2 separate regions of the Homo sapiens genome follow, and region 2 is linked to region 1. Evidence: chromatin contacts called from ENCODE Hi-C or POLR2A ChIA-PET data. All regions are on one chromosome and are shown on one strand. The core of a region is the stretch at or near the end of the contact, and the rest is flanking DNA. Distances in the headings are between cores, read along the strand shown. Region 1 overlaps SLC7A14-AS1 (SLC7A14 antisense RNA 1). Region 2 overlaps SLC7A14-AS1 (SLC7A14 antisense RNA 1).

Region 1 (5,932 bases), core at 3,226-5,725:
CACTGAGAAGTTGTTTCCTTGAGGATAGATTTCCATGATGGAAAGGAAATGAGAGGTTCTGAGAGGCAGGCTAGTGGCTTGTACTATAGCATAGCCTGCCTTTGCTGGAGTGTGGCGATTGGGTCTGGTGGAACTGCCATCAATAAATCAAGCGTGATCAGGGTGAGGAACAGGAAAGAAGGAAATATGGGGAAATGGGGTGAATGTCAGGTGGATCAGAGAGATACAATCATGGGGGTCAGGTGTGGTATCAGGAATAATGTGGGAGGCCAGATTGAAGTCCAGGCCAGGAACAATGATAACTGTGGGACTTAACAAAGAGTGAGTACAGCTGAAGGAGCCGGGGAGCAGAAAGTATATGCATCAGCTATGAGGAAGAAAATAGATTTTGGAAGTTTTGAGAAATGTAGAGAGTGAGTTGAGCATAGTTTGTGATTTTTAGGGCCTCTAAAAGTATTAAAGCAGCGGCAGCTGCTGCACACATACGTGAGGGCTAGGCTAAAACAGTAAGGTCAAGTTGTTTGGACAGAAAGGCTACAGGGTGCGTACCTGGCTCTTGTGTAAGAATTCTGACCACACTAACCATGCCTAGGAAGGAAAGGAGTTGTTGTTTTGTAAGGGATTGAGGTTTGGGAGATTAATCGGACACAATCAGCAGGGAGAGCATGTGTTTTTATGAGAATTATGCCGAGATAGGTAACAGATGAGGATGAAATTTGGGCTTGGCTGAAGTAATGGGGGCTATCTGTGAAGCCTTGCGGCAGTACAGCCCAGGTAATTTGCTGAGCCTAATGGGTGTCAGGGTCAGTCTAAGTGAAAGCGAAGAGAGGCTGGGATGAAGGGTGCAAAGGAATAGTAAAGAAAGCATGTTTGAGATCCAGAACAGAATAATGGGTTGCAGAGGGAGGTACTGAGGATAGGAGAGTATATGGGTTTGGCACCACGGGGTGGATAGGCAAAACAATTTGATTGATAAGGCACAGATTCTGAACTAACCTGTAAGCCTTGGCTGGTTTTAGGACAGGTGAAATGGGGGAATTGTAAGGGGAGTTTATAGGCTTTAAAAGGCCATGCTGTATCAGGCAAGTGATAACAGGCTTTAATCTTTTTAAAGCGTGCTGTGGGATGGGATATTGGCATTGAGGGGGGTAAGGGTGATTAGGTTTTAATGAGATGGTAAGGGGTGCATGATCGGTCGCCAAGGAGGGAGTAGAGGTATCTTATACTTGTGGGTTAAGATGGGGTGATATGAGAGGAGGATGCAAAGGAGGCCTTGAACTGGGGAAAAGGGCAGCAATGACGTGTGGCTGTAGTCTGGGAACAGTCAGGGAAGCAGATAATTTAGTTAAAATGTCTTAGCCTAATAAGGGAACTGGGCAGGTGGGGATAACTAAAAAGGAGTGCTTAAAAGAATATTGTCTAAGTTGGCACCAGAGTTGGGGAGTTTTAACAGGTTTAAAAGCCTGGCCGTCAATACCTACAGCAGTTATGGAAGCAAGGGAAACAGGCCTTTGAAAATAAGGTAATGTGGGGTGGGTAGCCTCCGTATTGATTAAGAAGGGGACGGACTTACTTTCCACTGTGAGAGTTACCCAGAGTGTCTGTAATGGTCTTGTAGGCTTCAGGCGATCTGGCAGTGTCAGTCTTCAGCTGCTAAGCTGAGATCTGGGAAGCAGTTAGTCAAAGAGCCTTGGGCCAGAGTTCCAGAGGCTCTGGGAGTGGCTGCCAGGTGAGCTGAACAGTCTGATTTTCAGTGGGGTCCTGCACAGATGGGACATGGCTTAGGAGGAATCCTGGGCTCTGGGCATTCCTTAGCCCAGTGGCCAGATTTCCAGCACTTGTAGCAAGCTCCTGGGGGAGGAGGTTCTGGAGGAACCCCTGGCCACTGCGGTTCAGGCGTTTGGAGTTCTTGTGTGCTGGAGATGTGGCTGGGGTTTGTCTCACAGTGGAGGCAAGGAATTGCAACTCAGAAATATGTTGCTACTTGGATGCCTCTATTATTGTACACCTTGAAGGTGAGGTTAATTAAGTCGTGTTGTGGGGTTTCAGGGCTGGAATTTAATTTTTCGAGTTTTATTTAATGTTAGGAGCAGATTGGGTAATAAAATGTATATTGAGAATAAGACGGCCTTTTGACATTTTAGGGTTTAGGGCTGTAAAGCGTCTCAGGGATGCTGCCGAATGAGCCATGAACTGGGCTGGGTTTTTCATATTTGATGAAAGAGCCTAAATGCTCACGATTTGGGAGAGGTCTGATAAGGAAAAAGGAGCATTAACCTTGACTATGCCTTTAGCTTCAGCCACCTTTTTAAGAGGAAATTGCTGGGCAGGTGGGGGAGGGCTACTCACGGAATGAAACTGTAAACCGGACCAGGTGTGAGGAGGGGAGGTGATAAAAAGATTATAGGGTGGAGGAGCGGAGGTTGAGGAAGAATTGGGACCTAGCTCGGCCTGGCGAGGAGCAGCCTGGGGAGGAGGGGAAAGGTCAGATGGGTCTGTAGAAAAGGAAGATTAGAAAGACTCAGTGAAGCTTGGGGTTGGGATTGAGGGGACAGGCGGGAGGGAAAAAAGGAAGATTTGGGACGAGTTGCACGGGCACAGAGACTAGGAAGGGACCAATGTGTAAAAGAATGTCTGGTCGTCAGGCACCTCAGACCGTTTGCCTATTTTATGACAAGAATTATTTAGATCTTGCAGGATGGAAAAATTGAAAGTGCCGTTTTCTGGCTATTTGGAACTACTGTCGAGTTTGTATTGGGGTCAAGTGGCATTGCAGAAGAAAATAAGGCATTTAGGTTTTAGGTCAGGTGTGAGTTGAAGAGCTTTTAAGTTTTTGAGAACACAGGCTAAGGGAGAAGAAGGAGGAATGGAAGGTGGAAGGTTGCCCATAGTGAAGGAAGCAAGTCCAGAGAGAAGGGAGAGTAGAGACATGGAGGGAAGGGATTCGGGGGTTCTTACCCTCCAGAAAAGCAGGAAAGGGGTCAGGGCACAGAGATACGAGGTCAGGGCATGGAAATAAAGGATAGGGGTGCAGAGATATAAGAGGTTGGGGCATGGAAATAAGGGATCAGGGTGCAGAGATATAAGTAGTCGGGGCATGGAAATAAGGGATTGGGGTGCAGAGATATGAGGTTGGGGTACTTGCCACTCTCCCAGAAAAGCAGAACTTGCCACTAAGGGTGAAGGAGAAGGGGTTGGGGGTTTCTTGCCCCCCAGAAAGGAGGAGAAGGGGTAGAGACACAGAGAAGGGGTTGGGGTACTTCCCCCTCCCCTAGAAAAGCAGGACTTGCCACTAAGAGTGAAGGAGAAGGGGTCAGGGGTTTCTTGCCCCCCAGAAAGGCAGAGAAGGGGTAGAGACATGGAGAGAAGGGGTTGGGGTACTTGCCCCTCCCCCAGAAAAGCAGGACTTGCCGCTAAGAGTGAAAGACCAAGGCAGGCATCCCTGTGTGGTCTGACACCTCTGAAACCTGAGTGAATAACTAGAGAGGCATCCCTGCAATGATTAAACACCAAGAGAAGGCTGCCTTCCCTAGTCCATGACCGGCGCCGGAGTTTTGGGTCCAAGGATAAAATGTGTCTCCTTTGTCTCTACCAGAAAATGAAAGGAATTGAAATTAAGAGAAGGGAGAGATTGAAGTGTGGCACCAAGATTGAAAGGAGAAAGAGGTTGAGGGATAGTGAGGGAGGTTGGAGAAGAGAGTAAAAAGAGGCTGCTTACCAGATTTGAAATTGGTGAGATGTTTCTTGGGCTGGTCGGTCTGCGGACCTGAGGTCATAGGTGAATCTTTCTCATGGAGCAAAGAGCAGGAGGACAGGGGATTGATCTCTCAAGGGAGGCCCCCCGATCTGAGTCACGGCACCAAATTTCATGCGTGTCCGTGTGAAGAGACCACGAAACAGGCTTTGTGTGAGCAATAAAGCTTTCAATCATCTGGGTGCAGGCAGGCTGAGTCCGAAAAGAGAGTCAGCGAAGGGAGATAGGGGTGGGGCCGTTTTATAAGATTTGGGCAGGTAAAGGAAAATTACAGTCAAAGGGGATTTGTTCTTTGGCGGGCAGGAGTGGGGGTCGCAAGGTGCTCAGTGGGGGTGATTTTTGAGCCAGGATGAGCCAGGAAAAGGACTTTCACAAGGTAATGTCATCACATAAGGCAAGGACCCGCCATTTTCACTTCTTTTGTGGTGGAATATCATCAGTTAAGGCAAGGACCAGCCATTTACACTTCTTTTGTGGTGGAATGTCATCAGTTAAGGTGGGGCAGGGCATATTCACTTCTTTTGTGATTCTTCAGTTACTTCAGGCCATCTGGGCATATACATGTAAGTCACAGGGGATGTGATGGCTTGGCTTGGACTCAGAGGCCTGACAGGGACCACACGTGTGCAGTGCACCACTATGCCCAGCTAAGTTTTTTATTTTTAGAGACGAGGTTTGCTATGTTGCCCAGGCTTGTTTCCAACTCCTGAGCTCAAGTGATCTTCCCACCTTGGTCTCCCAACGTGCTCGGATTACAGGCATGAACCATCTTGCCCAGACCCATCCCTTGTTTTTTTACCTATCAGATGAACTCTCTTTGTTCCCCATGTAGAGGCAGAGACTATTACCAGTGACATTCCAGTTCATTTCCTTTTTCAAATTCTTTTCTGGATTGCTTCTCTTCCTTTTAACAAAGAGGGAAAGTACAGTTCAGTGGGGGCAGGAGACATGGGCCTAGCAGGCAGTCTGTGCCACCAGGCTGTCAGCATTAGGACTAAGTCTCTCACAGACATTCTAGAGCTGCCCCTGGGGCTTTGCCTGCTTTGGCCTCAGGACAAGTGATCAGTGAAGAGCATTCCAAGGAGTTGAGTCTACCCTTCAAGATTCCTTACATATTTTCTGGAAAAAAAAAAAAAAAACACTTGGTGCCTTCAGATTCATATGCAAAGGACCTCTGTGCAAATGAAAAGCCTAGTAATTATCAAGAATACGTATCATAATTTTACAATTTAAAATATTTACTTAGCACTTTAAAGTCTTGAAACAAATTATTGCCTTAGGTTGTGTTTTTTAAAATAGTGAAATAGTTTAGGTATTTAAGTTCTAGCCCTCGCAGTAAGCTATTTTTATATTGATTTTTATCTGTGCCAAATATGGTGCTAATAGCAAGCAATGGGGGAGAGTATTATGTGTCTATTGACACTGCATGAAGTATAAGTTCACCATTATTGTGTCTACACTTATAGCATGGATTTGCCCAGTGCTGCTGAAAGGATGCCCAAGGATGTCTTTCTCCTGAATGAAGTCTCAGTGGCATGGCAGTTTGGGAAACGTTGGCCTAAAACAGAAAACGTCTTCCCAGGTGTGGGGGTGTTAGAGCAGCAGAACAATGCAAGGAACTTCAAAACTCCTGATGCCCAGACTATACCCTAGTTAGACCAACTGAGTCAGAATTCCCCGGGGTGGGCGAGACTTGAGTGAGAACCTACTGTTAGGAGAAAATATGTCTTCTCTCATTGTTTCCATTTCCCCCTTGTTCTGGGCTCTGTGGGCAGGAGAGTGGGAAAAATAAAAAAGAGGATGAAGTGGGGCCTTTAAAATGTCTTGGAGAATAACCACCACCACCACAGGAAGTGCAGGGACCCCGCTCCCCCTAGTGGCGGTGTGCCGGAGGCAGCTGGAAGTGCCTGGCCGGCCTGGCCGGCCTGGGCGTTATGTGTGTTAGGAAAGCCGTGTGTCTTCTGCAGGCTTCCTTTTTATAAAATGTGTATTCTATTTATGCGTATTTATTTAAATTTTATTATGTTTACCTATTTATTTATTGTTTATAAATATATGCTTTCTGTATTTTTGTATTTTATGTTTATATAAAGGTGTCCACTGTGGAGCTCTCTAACATGTTCTGAGTCTAGAGGAGGCAGGTGAAGGTGAAGGCCACACGGTGACCCCAGATGCTGT
Region 2 (6,513 bases), core at 2,302-4,801, 46 kb before region 1:
CATTTATTCATGAATAAATTTCACCACAGGAGATTCCAAAGACAATATTTATTAGAAAAATTTTTATTATCAGAAGCTGATATAATAGTCACAGGGATGAGACTTAGACATGGATTCCCTGACCATGGCCCAGTGATGGGGCCTCCTTCTCTCTTTCCCACCCTGCTGTAACAGAGACAACTACTTTACCAGGACCTATGTGTTGCTGTTGGCAATGACTACATTAATAGACTGTTAGTGATGAGGAGAACACAGTATAGTTTGTGATTATGTACACACACACACACGCACACTTTTTCTTCTTGATTCTATAATGTATGAATGGCAAATACTAGGAACAGTTGCCATCAATCAATTCCCTTTCTCAAAACTGTGTCAGATCAGATATTCATAATTAATGATCATGACTGTCCTACCATCCAATAGTAATTGCCATGGAGGATGAAACCCTGCCTCAAAGGTGCCATGTATTGCCTTAAGAAGTAGCTTGAAATAGATATATGCTGCCAGAGCAGTTTACCAGGAATGGAGAAATCTCCCAACTGCAGTCAGAGGGCCAGGCCTCAGCTTCACTGCCATAAGAAAATTGGAAAATTTTCCCCTATTACACCTAGTTTTAAGTAAGTTAATTACTAAGAAACTAGCCCATCATTCTGTAGTAAAAACAGGAAGTCATCATAGTTTTTTGATGGGTAAGTAATGTTATTAGAGCTGTTTTTCAGTAAGATTGATCTTGCAACTACATGGAGGATGAATGGCTGAGGTGCGGCAGAGAGAATACCTTACATAAGGTGTGCCGACTTGGAGAGGGCTCCAGGGTAGGAGGTCCCAGACTGCCTCTCTCTGGTCTTGGACCAGGCAAGCTGTGGGACTGAGCAAAAGTTTTTATATTCCAAAGGACTCTGAATTTGGCTGTCTTTGCACAAGTCCAAGGCCCATAACATTGTGAGCTCCCCTTATCCTACACACATGGCCCACCTGTACGGGGCTTACACCTGTGCTGAGACCACACCCCTGCCTTCCCTCCACAGCTGCAGCACCAGCCAACCAGAGCAGAAGGGTCTAGGAGACCACAGCTACCCCTTTGTGCCTGGCTGATTTTAGTGAAAGATGCTTTGTGTGTTCATTGAGGCATCACTGTGTCATCTCTGCACAAAGAGGTTTCCTATGTCAGATGAACCCTTTCTTTGATGCCTTCCCCTCCCCTTTCTGACAATGCATTGACTGAGGCAAGCCATTTGAAACATCCTCCAGGGAGACAATGTGCCTTGGAGCCTGTGACCCAGTTATGGCTGGGGGTTGGGGACCCAGACCCTTGGAAGCCAGGCCACAGTGAGACCTCAGGATGGTCCCACAGCACCTCTAGGGTTCCCCTTGTACTCATCAGGCTCCTTGCTTAGACATGACTTTTGACTGCAAAACGGAGCTGGCCTATCGGCAGAGAGAGTTTGAAGCTTCTCATGGTGTTTACATTAGTTTGTCTAAACAGACCCAGAAAGAAAATTGCTTCTGTGCTTAACAAATGAGAAAAAGAAAGACAACAAAGGAGAGTTGATTCCCAAAGAATGTAAGATAGAGTCCCAGCAATGGAGCCTGAGCTTCAGCTGTTAGGAAAGCTAGCTCCATTCCTTATCACAAGAGGGTGGAGACAGCCCAGAGCCTGACTCCCCAAGACCTTTCTCTTCTCCTGTCTCCAAAATGGTCTGAGCTGACAAGGGAGAGTACGTAAAATGGTGTTCTGGCAGACAAGTTCTCTTAACTGTAAGGGGCATGTTTAGAAAATGGAAAAGAGACAATGGCTGACTCAATAGGACCTCTGCCCAGGGCCACAGTGGCACCAGCCCAAGGCTGTGTCCAGTCAACACCCCAGAAAGTTCTGTCAGACCTCTGGTGGAGAAACAAAGTGTCATGTCACACAAAAGGTGTCACTCTCTCAGGAGGCTGGAAAAATGAATGTGCAGATTTCTTGGGGGAGGCTGTGGTGTTGTTGAACTCATGCACATGGCAGAGCACAGCTGCCCAGAGAGGCTTATTCTGTGGAATTTGAGTTGAGGTGGATGCCGACTGGATAGCTCATGGCCCTCTACAGAGCTTGTGGCTGCACTCAGCCACCTCCTTCCTGGACTAACTCTCTTGCTATTGCTGCTTAGCAAATGAATCTTGGCTACAAGCGCATGTTGAGCTGGAGCCATCTTGAGTCTGCAAGGGCACTCGGGCTGCAAATTCACATTCTCTCCTACAGGCTCCTGCTCCCGCCCACTCTCCTTCCATTCCTGCTTCCCATTCCCTCTTCCCCCTGTCTTCTGTCTTCACCTTAACAGTATTCTACTCCCCTCCCCCATTTTCCCCTCCTCTTCTGAATTGACCACTTCCCTCTTTCTAGAACTTAACAAGTATTTTGGAAAGCATTTTTTTTTGTATGTGCATGCCAAGAATAAGGAGGACCGGGACCCAGGAGCAGCTCTGTCATTTAGCCAGCTGAATCACCTTGGACAAGCCACCTGGACCCCAGTCTGCCACATGGTCTATATGTTTACTTAAGCTTTTGAATGAGTAATAATATGGCACCAACAGTTAGAAGTTTTTTTTTTTTTTGACACTGTTTCGTTCTGTAGCCCAGGCTGGAGTGCAGTGGTGCGATCTCGGCTCACTGCAACCTCAGCCTCCTGGGTTCAAGCAATTCTCCTTCCTCGGCCTCCCGGGTAGCTGGGACTACAGGCGCACGCCACCATGCCTGGCTAATTGTTTGTATTTTTAGTAGAGAGGGGGTTTCACCATGTTAACCAGGATGGTGTGGATCTCCTGACCTCGTGATCGGCCCGCCTCAGCCTCCCAAAGTGCTGGGATTACAGGTGTGAGCCACCGTGCCCAGCCTAGTTAAAAGTTTTATAGTGAAAATTCTGCCTCGCATCCCCAGCCATGCAGTTCCCCTCTCTATAGGCAAACAAGATGAAAGTCATACCTGTTATAAGCAAACACACACACACACACACACACACACACACACACACACATATACTCTTAGCCTTTTTCTCCATTTTCACACAAACAGTAGCATACCATAGGCACAGCTTAGCACCTTGGGTTCTTCATCTAAGGTATCTCAGAGATCTTTCCATATCAGCACATGGAGAGCTACCTCAGTCTTCCTTACAGGTGCTTAGCATTCCATTGAACATCAGTCCTCTCCTGATGGTTACTGAAGCTGCTTCCAGTGTTGTACTCTGCTGCCGTGTTGCAGTGAATAACCTTGCTTATACATCATTGTGCCTGTGTGTGAGCAGATCTGTGGCATAAAGTCCACAAAGCAGAATTTCCAGGTCAGACAGAATGAAAGAGACAGCATAGATGAGCACATACTAATTTGATGTGCAACCTCAGAGAAGGTACTTGACATTTCTGGGCCTCATTTTCTTCTTTGTAAAGGAGAGGGGTTGCCCTGAACGACCTGCAGTTTCTTTCCACCTTGGAAGTCCCTGGGATTCAGAACCTCCCGCCTGTGAGGAGTTTGGCAAAGATCATTGGTCTGGCCCTTGTGATCTGCCCATGAACACAGTGTATCTGTGTCCAGGCCACCACAGCCAGCTGGGAGCCAAAATTTATTCTGTACACAGCCAACAGAGCAGAACTTGAAGAGCCAAGTCCAAGGGCCAGGCCTGACCTCATTTGTCCTTAAGTGGCATCTCTTCTGTTTTGACCTCTTTAAAGGTAGCTGCTTTTGCAGGCTTTGTGGAAATCAGAGGGAGCATGGAGGTATTTTGCTTCAATTTACAGAACTGAGGAAAATGAGTGAGCTAAATATACTTAAGATGAGTGGAGTGAAGCATTAGCCAGAATGCTGGAGGTACAAAGACTTAAATTAATAGGAAACTTACCAGGAGATTATTCAACAATGCAATCAACCAACCATGCAGGTTTTGTTTGTGCGTTGACTAAAAACAAGCCTGCTTGATGGTTTTGCCCTCTATGAATGTTGAGATTATGTGCTAGTAGGCTAAGTTTTAAGATAACCAGAGCCAACATAAGGACTTTCTGCATGCACTCTGATGCTCACTGTTATCATTGATCAGATTTGGGAATCATAGAATGTTTGGCTTGAAAGAGGCTGTAGGGATCACTAAAGCAAGCCTCTTGCTTGTGTACAGATTAGGAGATGGAAACCAGAAGTGGGGAAGTGCACCAGGGCTGTCGTAAGTGCAAGGGAAAGGGCCCTGTAAACAGACCCAGCTCCCAGGGTGGGTGGGGTGGCAGGACGTGCATTAAGCAGGTGGAAGAAGGCATCTAGAGGACACTGCAACAGGCGTGCACTCCCCAGTGACACAGCTGGTATGCATGAGGGGCCCAGCAGTGCATAGAAGGTGGAATTGTAAGCCTGGGAGCAGGCAGGATTCAGAAATCAGGCAAAAGCTTAAGAAACCTCTAATAAAGGGAGAAGGATTAATGAGGGCTCCAATCTTAGAAGGCCCATGTGTCTCTGGTCAGGTTGCTGAGACTCTGATATGTTTTGGCTGTGTCCTCACCCAAATCTCATCTTGAATTGTTACACTTCTTGTGTGAAGTGATACAATTCAATCACTTTAATTCAAGTGATTGAATTGTATCACTTCTTGTGATAGTGAGTTCTCATGAGATCTGATGGTTTTATAAGGGGGGCTTTTCCCCCTTTGCATGGCACTTCTCCTTCCTGCCACCATGTGCAGAAGGACATGTTTGCTTCCCTTTCTGCCATAATTGTAAGTTTCCTGAGGCCTCCCCAGCCATGCTGAACTGTGAGTCAATTAAATCTCTTTCCTCTGTAAATTACCCAGTCTTGGGTATGACTTTATTAGCAGCACGAGAACAGGCTAATACAGACACAAACACAAACACAAGGGCCGGCAGGGGCAAATATTGGATTCCAGGGCTGAGGCACGCCATGGGTACAGAGCAGAAGTGCAGCTGCCAGAATGGGGACCCAAGCAAGGGTGATCTGATTTTGAGCAGTACCTCCTTGTGTCACCCAGTCTTGGTTCTAGAGACTTGGAAGGTAAGCCTGTAAATGGAAACAGGCCAGCCAGAGAGGGGAAAAGGGAACCAGGAAGCAGGCCAGGCTCCAGTCACCAGGTGGTTCTAATTACCTCCTAGATAAATTCCCCTCAAGTCCTTCCCTCCTCCCTCTACAGCTTCACTGTTGTGCTTGTTCAGGTTCCCAGCTTCAGCTTTACCTCCTCCTGAAAGCCATCTCTCTTTCCCAAAAGAGGTCTGGTTCCTACAGTTCCTATATCCCAGGAGTTCTCAAGTCTGGCTGTGGGTCCAAATGGAGAATTTTTTTTTTTTACTTTAAGTTTTGGGATACATGTGCAGAATGTGCAGGTTTGTTACACAGGTATACGTGTGCCATGGTAGTTTGCTGCACCTATCAATTTTTCATCTAAATTTTAAGTCCCTCATGCATTAGGTGTTTGCCCTAATGCTCTCCTTCCCCTTGCCCCCCCAAGCCCCTGACAGGCCCCACTATGTGTTGTTCCCCTCCCTGTGTCCATGTGTTCTCATTGTTCAACTCCCACTTATGAGTGAGAACATGCGGTGTTTGGTTTTCTGTTCCTGTGTTAGTTTGCTGAGAATGATGGCTTCCAGCTTCATCCTTGTCCCTGCAAAGGACATGATCTCATTCTTTTTTATGACTGTGTAGTATTCCATGGTGTATATGTGCCACATATTCTTTATCCAGTCTATCATTGATGGGCATTTGGGATTTGGGTTGGTTCCAAGTTTTTGCTATTGTAAATAGTGCTGCAATAAACATATGTGTGCATGTGTCTTTATAGCAGAATGATTCATAATTCTTTGGGTATATACTCAGTAATGGGATTGCTGGGTCATATGGTATTTCTGGTTCTAGATCCTTGAGAAATCACCCCACTGTCTTCCACAATGGTTGAACTAATTTACACTCCCACCAGCAGTGTAAAAGTGTCCCTCTTTCTCCACAGCCTCACCGGCATCTGTTGTTTCCTGACTTTTTAATAATCACCATTCTGACTGACGTGAGATGGTATCTCATTGTGGTTTTGATTTGCATTGCTCTAATGACCAGTGATGATGAGCTTTTTTTCATATGTTTGTTGGCTGCATAAATGTCTTCTTTTGAGAAGTGTCTGTTTATATCCTTTGCCCATTTTTTGATGGGGTTGTTTGTTTTTTTCTAGTAAATTTGTTTAAGTTCTTTGTAGATTCTGGATATTAGATCTTTGTCAGATGGGTAGATTGCAAAGTTTTTCTCCTATTCTGTAGGTTGCCTGTTCACTCTGATGATAGTTTCTTTTGCTGTGCAGAAGCTCTTTTGTTTAGTTAGATTTCATTTGTCAATTTTGGCTTTTGTTGCAATTGCTTTTGGTGTTTTAGTCATGAAATCTGTGCCCATGCCTATGTCCTGAATGGTATTGTCTAGGTTTTCTTCTAGCGTTTTTATGATTTCAGGCTTTACATTTAAGTCTTTAATCCATCTTGAGTTAATTTTTGGATAGGGTGTAA

Evidence for each region. Hi-C counts contacts between places; a loop is a spot of excess contacts on that map. ChIA-PET counts read pairs that join two places held with the same protein, here RNA polymerase II (POLR2A). Pooled maps may share reads with other maps.
Region 2: a loop to region 1 is called in a pooled map, with 2.0 times the contacts of the local background. The contact joins two enhancer-like sites. A Hi-C loop is called at or near these places in 4 of 168 maps with a recorded cell type or tissue (K562, OCI-LY7, dorsolateral prefrontal cortex and 1 more), 8 of 37 single-sample maps with no recorded cell type and 4 of 50 pooled maps. POLR2A ChIA-PET finds 5 or more read pairs at or near these places in 1 of 52 experiments (HEK293).

Annotation. Positions count from the first base shown.
Region 1 is chr3:170,684,941-170,690,872 of GRCh38, forward strand. All of the region lies in intron 2 of SLC7A14-AS1 (SLC7A14 antisense RNA 1), which reads left to right. Among named protein-coding and RNA genes, the nearest start is that of SLC7A14, 100 kb to the left of the region's middle. RefSeq lists enhancers at 3,551-4,123, 4,124-4,696. Within about 2 kb of position 4,476, at least 9 of the 41 ENCODE cell types and tissues checked have a DNase peak (open chromatin) inside an H3K27ac peak, as active enhancers do.
Region 2 is chr3:170,639,805-170,646,317 of GRCh38, forward strand. All of the region lies in intron 2 of SLC7A14-AS1 (SLC7A14 antisense RNA 1), which reads left to right. Among named protein-coding and RNA genes, the nearest start is that of SLC7A14, 57 kb to the left of the region's middle. Within about 2 kb of position 3,552, at least 2 of the 41 ENCODE cell types and tissues checked have a DNase peak (open chromatin) inside an H3K27ac peak, as active enhancers do.